Regions from separate parts of the Mus musculus genome. Here region 2 is linked to region 1. Evidence: chromatin loops called from intact Hi-C (ENCODE). Cell type or tissue: left cerebral cortex. All regions are shown on one strand. Links, peaks and the distances in the headings refer to the core of each region. The heading gives the core; the rest is flanking DNA.

The links. Peaks named below come from ENCODE experiments on the same cell type or tissue, not always from the same donor. Only the 100,000 strongest peaks of a DNase experiment are listed, where the experiment ranks them.
Region 2: a loop joins it to region 1, with 4 times the contacts of the local background. A loop is called at or near these places in 1 of 42 quality-filtered maps.

The regions. Positions count from the first base shown.
Region 1 is chr7:120,915,418-120,923,108 of GRCm38, reverse strand. Polr3e (polymerase (RNA) III (DNA directed) polypeptide E) reads right to left here and starts at 5,331. Exons shown (of 21, transcript NM_025298.4): 1 at 5,199-5,331; 2 at 141-210. The coding sequence starts at 176. It overlaps n-TLaag4 (a tRNA gene), which reads right to left and starts at 5,592; the gene lies at 5,511-5,592. In left cerebral cortex, for the core only: a CTCF peak has its summit at 5,434 (motif pointing right); DNase peaks (open chromatin) are centred at 3,741, 4,352, 4,707 and 5,434; H3K4me3 peaks cover 1,658 bases; H3K27ac peaks cover 865 bases.
Region 2 is chr7:121,973,259-121,977,258 of GRCm38, reverse strand. The region is part of intron 3 of Cog7 (component of oligomeric golgi complex 7); the gene reads left to right. Among named protein-coding and RNA genes, the nearest start is that of Cog7, 6.4 kb to the left of the region's middle. In left cerebral cortex, for the core only: a CTCF peak has its summit at 2,030 (motif pointing right); a DNase peak (open chromatin) is centred at 2,023.

The sequences.
Region 1 (7,691 bases), core at 1,634-5,633:
AGCCCTGAAGGAACAAGAGCAGTAAGAGTAAGGTCTAGGGTCCCTAGATCATCAGCAGGCTCTAGACTGGCCTATGGACATACAGAAGGGACTTGGTCCTATGGCCTGTGGCCCCACAGAAGGTTGACAGCAGCAGTTACCTCCTGTATGACTGGGTCATCTTCTTCATTGGCCATACTAGGGAGCCCACCTCACAGTCCTCAACTCGATCTGCAAAGACAGCAAGAGACCTGGGCAATCAGCAAGCCGTTCAGTCAGCTTTTCTGATGCACCTTTCTCCACAGGTGCTGTGCAGGGAAGGGAAGCCCAACACCAAAACATGGTCTCCTTTCTGTGTCTGTGGTGGAGGCAACAGTGAGGAGGGAGGGACAAGCCCACAAAGGGCGAGCAGGGAGACCCAGGCCAATACACGCCAACTGTACCTCTAGGGAAAAAAATTAATGACCAGTTTTACAGGTTTCTTGCCCACTTAAAAAGAACTCCCAGCCAGGCCTGAGGAAGCTGGCAATCACACTGGAGACTTGAGGGTCCTGTGCTAATATGAAAGCCAGCTGTCACTCACACGGCCCACAGACTTCCCAGCGTCTCTTCAGACAGCTGGCTGTCAGGCTCTAACCCCAGTGAGCCAATTTGCTGTACTTTGTGGTCAAAATGACCCTCTTTGAATATTTTCTCTTGGGCTTATGAGGCAATAAGGCTGAGTGGTGTGACTGTCTCCATCTTACAAAAAAAGAGATTGAATTCAGGGACAGGGTACAGGAGCTCACTCAATGTCACACCACATCAAGACTTCAAATCCAGGCCTTGGACTTGGGTGAGAGTTATAGATGGGAAGTTCAGTAAAGAGTGGGACCCTCCAGTTCCAGTTAAGGAGGGCCGTGTGCGTGGGCTTAAAAGATGGAAGGAAAAGAAACCCACAACACAGAGAAAGGGAAGCTGGAGCCAAGGATCTGGAAAGGGAAGCCCACGGGCTTCCAGCTCCCCGGCACCCTAAGGCAGAGATGCTACTGGCTAAGAAAAGAACTGAGCATCCAAAGACTTCAGCTGTTCCCGCCTCTCTGCTCCTGGGTAAGACCACTCCAATTTTATCCACCTCATATCTGAATGATATAAAAGGGTACCAGGTGTACCACTGATTGTGATCTCAGCACTTGGGAGGTAGAGACAAGAGAATCATTAGTTCAAGGTCAGCCTTAGCTACATGGGGATTTGGTAGCAAGCCTGGGCTATAAGATGCTGGAGAGATGGCTCAGCGGTTAAGAGCACGGACTGCTCTTCCAGAGGACCAGAGTTCAATTCCCAGCAACCACATGGTGGTTCACAACCATCTGTAATGGCATCCGATGCCCTCTTCTGGTGTGTCTTGAAGACAGCTACAATGTACTCATATAAATAAAATAAATCTTAAAAAAAAAGAAAAAAAAAAACTTAGCTGGGCATGGTGGTACCTCTAACCCCAGCTCTTGAGAGGCAGCTTAAAGCCAGCCTGGTCTACAGGCTGGGACCCACAGTGAAACTGTTTCAAAAGCAAAAAAATTTAAACAAACATTTAAAACAAACAAAAAAATTACTAAGACTTAAAAGGTATGTAAGCAATTCCTTTAGTACAGGATTCAATACCAGCTAAGGCTCCATGTAAACTCACTAGCTGTAGACACAGCCCACACCTGAACTGCTCAGGCAGAGACACCTGCCACATCCTTGGTATCTCCCTTCCTCTCACTTCACACCAGCTCATCCTGTCAGGTCTGCCTTCAAAGGAGGCCAGTGGCCACACCTCAATCTAGCCAGCTCAGCCTCCTGGCTGCTTTCCTGGCTCCTTCCTGCCCCATAGTCACTGCCCAACCCTCGGGTAGCAGAACTGAGTGATGCCTCCCAGGGTCCCCCATCCTCTTCAGAGAGAATCTTTTTTTTTTTTTTTTTTTTTGGTTTTTCGAGACAGGGTTTCTCTGTGTAGTCCTGGCTGTCCTGGAACTCACTCTGTAGACCAGGCTGGCCTCGAACTCAGAAATCCGCCTGCCTCTGCCTCCCGAGTGCTGGGATTAAAGGCGTGCGCCACCACGCCCGGCCTTCAGAGAGAATCTTGACCCTTCCAGTGAACCTCAGCAGACCCCAACCCTTTGCCTCAGGCTCCACCCACCACCACCTCTGATCTCTTTCCAATCCATCTGAGAGCCATACTAACTGTTCTACGCTAACTTCAGGTCCCTTCCTGTGCCATTTTCAGGGTTTTGTTCAAATGTCATCTCATTCCTAACGTGATCTGTCCCTACTTTTCAAAACTGAAAACTGCCCCCAACTGCTCTCTGACCTCCTTAGTCCATTATCACCATGGGGTAATTTCCACCCTATCTGTCCTTCCTACCATTAAGCTGTAAGCTACAAACTAAGACTACTTCTGCCTTGCTGTATCCCTGGTCCCCAGAACTCAACAGATACAGCACAGCTCTGCCTGGCACCTGAAAGTGTGACCTGAAAGGCTGCTGTGAGCTCCAGAGGGATTCTGAGCACAGGAAGGTCTGGACCAGGGAAAGAGGCAGCCGGTGGGAAATGGGCCATCACAGCACATCAGGACACGGCAGGCACAGTCCTACATGGTTGCCACTGTGCATCTGCACTGGCTACTGAGTGTCACAGATATGTGTTAAGCAGGTACTGGCTCTACAGGCAGCTGTACTTGGTGGCCCATTAAGACAGGATTTCAGGGGGAACCAAGGAAACATAACACATGCAAAAAGAGGCTATGGTTCCCAACTATTCTTCCAGGGCTGAAATTCTGCCCAGCCCTGCCATCAGGCAGAATGAGATCCCTCTGGATGATAGAGGCTCCTCTCTCTCTCTCTCTCAACACGGCACCCGATTGAGTTACCTGCAAAGGTCATCACCTCCCTTTAGCCTCCCAGACAACTGTATCCAATTCAGTGGCTTTTAAAGGTTTAGCCTATGACCAACAATAATATTTTCCCATCAATGATGCAGAAGATACATGGAAATGCCACAGCTGAAGCAGTGTTTTGTGTAGCATGACTGTTACATGCCACACAGTGATGTTTTCCATCCTTGCCCTTGCAAAATAAAAATGCTGGTAGCAAGACCCCCCAACCCAATTTTACAACACTCACTAATGAAACTTGACCTGTCAACAATCCAAGCTTCCAAAGCAAGCTGTGGTGACCCATGCCTATAATTCCAGCACTTGGGAGGCTGAGGGAGGAAGATAACAAGTTTGAGGCCATCCTGGGCTATAACATAGCAAAGCCTCATCTGGAAAAAAAAGTTACAGACACAAAACAAACAAAAAGGCTTCCCTAGCTCCACCCTCCTATCTCCAATGCTCAAGAGACTGCCATTCTTTGTGACTGTCAGTAGCAATGCTACTATAGCATTGCTGCCTTGCTCCCAACCCTCCAACTGTCCCATAAAACAAATCCTTCCATGGACCCCTAAGCCCTTACACGATCTTACCCCTGTCTCCACATAAGCATCTCCTCATGGCCTAGTGACCAATTACTGAACTTCTAACAGGCCAAGCCCCAAGCATCCTTGAGGACACTCTGCACAACAATCCCAGGTCATTTTCTTTTTTTTTTTTCTGGTTTTTCAAGACAAGGGTTTCTCTGTATAGCCCTGGTTGTCCTGGAACTCACTCTGCAGACCAGGCTGGCCTCGAACTCAGAAATCCACCTGCCTCTGCCTCCCAAGTGCTGGGATTAAAGGCATGAGCCACCACTGCCCGGCTCACCAAGTCATTTTCTGGATGCTCATTTTCCTTATATGTAACCACTGCCAGTCCTTCCAGGATTAGACGTGTTCCCTGACAACTCAACTGAAACAGCCGCTTCCAGCCCCTTCCATTACAAGCATAATTCCTTATTTCCTGAATGGTCCTAAGCTGGAACTTCCTGATCTGCTTGCTGGTCAGGTGTTAGCTGTCCTCTGTACTAGACTTTAAACTCTACGAAGGCTTCTCTATGCTTCACATTCCTGGACCATTAAGTGGAGATAATAATTATACTTGGTCGTGGTTATGGGATCATTACTTTTAAAATTAAAAAAAAAAAATCACAGTTCTTTCTCCCAAATATTAATGATGCCAGGCATCAATATAGTACCAAATAATACTCTTCTCATTAGCTGTGCAAATCAAAATTTATAGTGCCCAACTTCGAATTGGTTTACCCAAGGTCACAGCCCCCCAAGAAAACAGGTAAAGAAATCCAAATCTAGCTGATGCCAAGAGCCTTGGTTTTATTCTTAACTAACATGCTGCACATCTCTTTGGTAAAAGGCAGTATGGTGTAGTGGTTAAGAGGTTGGACTGCCGTGCAAAACCTTACAGGTTCAAATCCTACCTCTTCAATATAGCAGCTGATTAGCGACGTGAATTGCATAACCCTGGGTCCTTTCCTATTTTAAACCACACACCGGCTTCAAAGGGATAAGGCGAACCTAGAAGGACTGTTGCTACGTGGCAACATGTTTTCTTCCAATATAAGACCGAACAAGACAGCCACAAATGAAAGAAGCAGGAGTGTCACCCATCTTACACTCATTAAAACACCGTAGCACGGGAATCATATCCCCATTTCACAGATAAAGGTATGATCTTATCTTTTCGCTCCCAAACCCAGGAACTCTAAAACAATATTCCAGGATGACCCGGTATGTGCACCATCCCCCGTTACTGGAAGGTCCCCGGGTCCACGAAGCAGTCGCCACTCTGCTTAAACACAGATCAATGAATGAGGCGTCCCGGGCCCGCTCGGGCTAAGCAGAGTTGACCAGGTTCAACGACCCCTGCCCATGCAGGCGGCCCCGAGTCCAGTGGCTTTCTCCATGTCGCCGGTGCTCAGGCGCCCTTCCCACTCTTCCGAAAGCCGCCACGCCACCGGGCACCAGTGCCCTCGCAGGTGCGGTTCGGGAGCCAGGCCCGGGCGGGGCAGCGCGGCCGAAGCCTGAGTCAGCGCGGGCCGCACCGCCGTCGTCTCCCCACCGTCCAGCCGAACGGAGCGACCCAGGCCCGGGGCGGCCTGGAAAGCCGGGCGGCCACCTTGCGCCCTGCCCTGGTCCCGGGAGGCCGCGGCCCCTCGGCACGCAGCGGCGGGGGCCTGTCTGGCCTAGTCAGCAGCGCGGCCCGGAGCACCGAGCGAGTGCGACGGCTGCGACCCGGATCCCGAGGCTGCCGAGTCGGGGCTCACCTCTCCGCCGGGGCCGCGCGCGGGCGGCGGAACGGCCCAGGGACCCGCGGGCTGCAGAGACGGCGGCGGCCGGGTCTTCTATCAGGCAGCGGCCATGTTCCTGCTGGAGAAACTCCGCCGGACACGTGGGGGGAGCGGGGCCGGCCCTCGCGCTTCCTCTTACCCACAATGCCCCGCCCCGGCGCGCGCGGGACCGCCCCTTCGGCGAGCTGCTCGTGGTGCAGAGAGCGCACATCGACAGCAGGGGTCGCCGCTGCGCTCGCAGAAGGAACCTAGAGCGAAAGACGCTGAGACAAAAGAAAAAGCCTGCCTTGGCAGCGGTGGGATTCGAACCCACGCCCCCGAAGAGACTGGAGCCTTAATCCAGCGCCTTAGACCGCTCGGCCACACTACCCAGCTGTTGACGTCGTTTTCTAAGAAGCTACTTATTGGATTGACACGTATATTTTCTTTCGATTCTTGGAGTTATATTTATTTATTTTATTTCCTGCCGATAGAAATTGCCATAAACAATATTATCATCATGCCACTTATTGAAATAAAAGTATTTAGATGCAAGCTTGTTCCAAATAAGTTTTAAAGCAAAGGATAGTTTATTTTGCGTTCTGAGTCAGTTGGTTAAGGTGTCAGGTTAAGCCACTCAGACACTCAAAAACCCGAATTCGATGTCTGGTTCTGTCAGTAACTTTCACCAAGCTCTCAGAGCTGAACTGTAACCCCAGGTCTGCAGAGTTCTATCTGAAAATTTACGTGTTTAAATTTTTAGTACACAAACAATTTTAAAACTTTGCAGATAAAATATATTCTTTGTAATATTCAAAATAAGATTCTTCGAGCTTTGACTTGCTCTAGTTTCCTAGTACCCAGCATTATTGGCTGATTGTACATCCTTTCTGCTCTTTTGCTGTCAATGTTTATCTCCATAGAAAATAGTTTTGTTCATATTGTGAATGGGTTGGTATATAAATATTAACACAGTAACACATAGAGATATACAGCTGGCTGGTTTTTCACTATACTTTTGATTTATTTTCTGTTTTGCTTTTGTTTTTAACCAGACTTTATTTTTAAGTATCTTTGCATGTTAATATGCCCATACAGACTTTTACGTTTACTTTATTTATTTGTTTGGGAGTGGGGAACGGGCGGGGGCGGGCCGTGGAGGTCAGAGGACAACTTGCCTGATGAATAAGTTCTTTTGTTCCACCCTGTGGGGGCGTCTTAGGTTGTCAGGCTTCGAGGCAAGTGTGTTTACCTACCTTCTGACCGAGCTATCTCACCAGCCCTAGATATTTTAAAACACTGAAAAAGATGAAAAAAAAAATAGTCACACACACCCCATATTTCCACCACCTAGAATTAAACTCATTTCTGCATTTACATTTGAACATGCATACATATTCATTTGTTGTTTAAACTAAGGTTCACAATGCCCAGGCTGGCTTTGAACTACGTGCATTGATGAGTTTGAATTTCTGATCCTCCTGCCTGCACTTCCTAAGTACCAGAATTACAGCCTTGCACCTGGCCAATATGGCATTTTGCTTCCAATTATTTTCTTGTGTACATAATTTTTATTAAAAGTTACACAAGTAAGGCCTTCGAAATGGCTAAGCGTGTAAAAGCATGTAAAAATCCCTGGGACCCACATGATAGAAAAAGAATCATCCACAAGCTGTTCTCTGTCACACATACTCACACGATAATTAAGTAATTAATTAATTAAGTAAGATACACAGGTGATAAATGTAATGTACACTTTAAAACTGTGTCTTAAAATATGGGCTAAGAGATGGTAAGCACACTCCTTTAGTACCAGCACTTGGGAGGCAGAGGCAGGTGGATCGCTAAGTTGAAGGCCAGCCTGGTGTACAGATGAGTTCCAGGACAGCCAGGGCTAAACAGAGAAACCCTATCATGGAAAAACTGTGTGTGTGTGGGGGAGGGGGTGGGGTGGGGGGTCTGTGTGTATATCTGTGTGTGTCTGTCTGTGTGTGTCTGTGTGACGTAATGGTGCATATCTATGGTCCCAGCCATCAGGAGGCAAATGGCAGAAGTTTTTAGCAGATTTGAAGCTAGCCTGGTCTACACGGTGACAGACTATGCTCCAGGCTAGACTGGTCTACATGGTAGAAGTGTGTTTCAGGCCAGTCTACATAGGACTACATAGGATATTCTGTCTCAAAACAAAAATAAACAAAAATTTAACAATATCCTGGACTATGAGAGTAAAGTCCACCACATTTTTAAAAATCCTCTCACAAGCACCCTTCCAGTTTACAAATAATATGAATTTGACATGTATCCTTCTAATAATTTTGAAAACTACATGCATAAATCCATGAGCAATATAAAGTGTGCTTTTCTGTGTTATCACAGGATACCAACACCTTGTTAAAACTTTTCTCCCATATTATGTTTTTGAGATCTATTATATTAGTCCATGCTATAAATAAACAATACTTGTTTCTAACTTTCAATATGGAAGGAAAT
Region 2 (4,000 bases), core at 1-4,000, 1.1 Mb before region 1:
CTTTACAGGGCACAGTGTACCAGGCATTTACAGAGGAGCTTGGGGCTTGGTGTCAGTAGCAGCGGACAGAAGCATTGGGCTGTCCTAGGGGGAGGCTAGCCCTGAGTATATCCACCCTCCTAAGGAAGCCCAGGAGACAGGCACAGACAGAGAAGATGGGCTGAGTGTGACTTTGGCAAGTTACTTCACTCCTCAGGGGCTGCAAAAGTGGAAAACAGTAATAGCTTTGAAACCTGCTTGCAAGTGTGCAGAGGAGTGATGTGATTTGAAGAACTCCCAGAAAACAAAACAAACTACAACCCCAACTCTCCAAGCCCCTAACTTCTCTTCTGTACACACTTAACCAGTTGTTCTCCAGCTGTCCCCCCACCTTGCCCACAAACAGCACCATGCATGGTGTGAGTACCCGATAGCCCTCTTCCCCTCCAGTCTCTCTCCCTCTGAAACTCCTTAGTAGCTGTGGCTGGCCCTTCTGAAGTCTTCCAAGCATTGGAGGTTTCTTTTCTTTTTTTCTTTTCTCTTCTTTTCTCTTTTTCTTTTCTCTCCTTCTCTAGTTGTTTTAAAGAATTTATTTATTTATTTATTTATTTATTTATTATTTTATGTGCATGTTTTGTTTGTTTGTTTTTTGATTTGCCTGTATGTATATCTGTGCACTGCATGCTTGCCTAGTCCGTCAGAGGCTGGAAGAGAGCATTGGCGATGGAGCTGTGTTGTAGATGTATCAGCTGGGATGGGGCTCCTCCACGACTTTGTATTTTGGTTACTTGTGGTTTTCTACAACAGTCTCTGTCTGTTGCAAAGAGAAGGTTCCTTGATGAGGGGTAAGGATTACACAGGTGGGTGTTAGGACAGATGTTTAGACTGTAGCTCTTCTTGATCATCTTTGTTTCTGTCTGTAAAATGGGAACATGTATAGGCTCCTGTCAGTATCGCTATGAGGATTACCCTTGTGGGAGGGACCCTATAGGCTCTACAGCAGGCAGGGAAAAGTGGATTATGTAGGAATGAAATGCAGATGAGCCCGATTTTGGTAACTGGTGCTGGACCAAGACTTCTTGGAGTCTGACTCAGATCATTTTACTTTAGCCATATTTAAGCACAGCACAATTGTGGAAAAAAGGATTCAGAAAACAATTAACTCAGCCCTGTGAGTACAATGCAGATTAAGACATGTTTACATTGACACTCTTTACAAAGGCCGTGTGGCTTCATCTGCCAAATGGGGTCTTGTTGACTTAGAAACAGTGCTCAAGGCAGGGGTCTAGGGAGAATGCCTGAGGTCGACATGATATCTGGCCCTAGGATAGCACAGAAGTCACTTAGTCATTGTAAAGTACAGTGGCATCTCTCACAGGATGAGTTTCATGGCCTAGAAGTAGAGCTGAAGGTTTTCCGGGGAAGTCTCTGGTAAGCAAACACAATATCCTGGGGATACAGGCAGAGCCTGGCCCAACAGGTAGCGAAGGATTACCAGGCTGGAAACTACATTTCCCCAGCATTCTGGGAGAACTGGCTAGATATCGTCTCCCTTTGGGGAGATCAGCTGTGTGTTTAACTTTCCTGGCTTCTCCAGTGTGTGCACAAGGCCTTTTTGCCTTCTACATACACTGATCTGTGGGTCTGAGGACAAGTGTAGAGAATGTAATTAGGGATGATTCTGGTTTAGTAAAGGGGTGGTTGTAGGTTCTCCTCCAGGATCCTTGACTTCACCAGCCTTGGGTAGTTGGCTAAGTTGCCAGTACCAGGCATGGTTTCCCCTCTTACGTCTCATGAGGGAGGTGTTGGTTACCACAATGTCTTCTCACTACTAGTGCCCACACTCAGGGTTATCAAGCGGTGCTGGTTGTTGTTGTGGTTCATAGGTGTCATAGCTGGGTAGGACGCTTGTTTGTCTCTTTCCCTGGAAACTTCATGAAAGGTAGTGCTCAGAGAGGGGCTTGCAGGTCCTTTTCCAGCTCAGGCTTCTCTGGGCCCTGTGTCTCAAGTGCATGTCGTCTTCAGCAACAGGGACTTACCTTCCACCACTTGGGGGCAGCCAAGGGCAATAGCAGTAACCTGTAATGTTGTCTCTTGGACAAGAACCCTGACCAACAACTGAAAAGAGGGCTTTTCCTGCCTGGTGTTAGGTTTTGTTAAATAGTGTATGGCTCTGGGAGGGAGCATTGTTAGCCCAGATGGGAAGATTTCATTTAATCATATTATGGGTATTTTTACGTAGGTAATAGTTTGATTCATTATGACTTTTCAGACATCTTGACTGCTCTTTTACCCTTCTCTTTCCTTCTTCTGTGTTTATCCCCCCCACCCCCCGTAACTAGAGACACACTCCCCATTTTTCCCATTTCCCCTTCAGATCACTTGCACTCTGCTCTCTCCCTCTCTATTGCTTCTCCCCACCCACTCCCAGTGCGCCCTTCTTACTTTCCTGCTTTCTGCAGTTACTCCAGTACTGGCATCCCTGGTGGCTGACAGTGGCCCGAGAGGAGATGAGGAGTCAGCGAGGGAGGGACATGTCAGATGAGGCGTCTTGCAGCTCTGACTGAGTAGCAATCAGGCTGCTTCTCTATTTACACAGATTTCACAGAGCAAAGACAGATGATAACATTTTGTCTCTGGACATGTGTTTAATTTCTCATTAAATGTCTGGGGTTACAAGTTAGCATGATTAAAAAGTACAAGTAGGACAGATTCTATTTTTATTGTTAGCCCTCTAACTCCATAGAATCTAAAGAACGTTTCTGCCAAAGCCAACACATTTATTGTATGACAACCTGATTTTAGGCTGGCACTCCAGACAAATGGAAAGCATCAGAACCAGGCTTTTTATAAATAGCAAATTCTGTCTTCAGACACCAGAAGAGGCCATCGGGTCCCATTACAATGGTTGTAAGGCACCATGTGGATGTTGGGGATTAAACTCAGGACCTCTGGAAGAGCAGTCAGTGCTCTAATAGCTGAGCCATCTCTCCAGCCTGAAGAGCAAATTATAATAGCTAACTCCTTTACTGTACCCTTCCATCACCTATGCTATAAAGTAGGAAAAGTTATTTTAGTCTATCTCATTTACTGAGTTTTACTCTTCCGGGGGTGTATCTCATATGGCCCCTATCTTTAAACTACATTCAGAGAGCTCTAAGTGTATTATAAAAAGAGACTTAGAATCTGTTACTAATTCTCCTGGGCAGTTAGGATTTGTCAGTCGTCTCTGTTTATCCTGTACCAGTTATAGTGTTAGCATTTGCTTAGGGGCGGATCCCTAAGAAGATTCCTGGACTCAAGGCCTCATAAAGAAATTTCTAGCATCCTAGTGCTTATCTGTGCTCATCACGATCTCCAGGGCATAGGGATCACTTCCAAATAGGCCCAGATAAAGTTGTTTCCCTAAAAGCAGAAGGGAAGTCAGTTTAAGTCTTTCCTTAAAAATCTCAGACATAATTCTCTCAGGAAAAGACATAAAATGAGTCACAATGCAGAAAGTCCCCAAGAACGCAACACGCAGAGATTGAACCTAAACGTGAGAGACAGCAAAAGTGATGGCAGCATTCGGCTCAGCTTGGCTAGGGCTGCGCCAGAAGCTCCGCTGCCCTCTTGACTTTGGCTGTTCCCAGTGGGTGTGGCTGTGTCACTCCAGGAAGTGCGCCACATCTGAGGATCTCAAACTAGGAACCTGGAGTGAGAGAGGATGCGAGGTATGTCTGTCTGAGTCTGGGTCACCCCACGCAGTGTCACCTTTTCTAGTTCCGTCCGATTTCAGCTTCCTTTACAGCTGAACAGTATCCCAGAGTGTATATGTACCACATTTTCATTATCCACTCATAAACTGAAGAGCATTTAGGTGATTTCCACTTTTTGACTGTTGTGAGGAAAGCAGCTGTGAATGTGGCTGAGCAGGTACCTGCGGAATGGGGTAGGAAGTCATGTGGGCGTTATGCCAAGGAGTGATACGATGGCTTGTGGGACTGATTTGGGTTTAGCTTTTTGAGACTTCTCCACACTG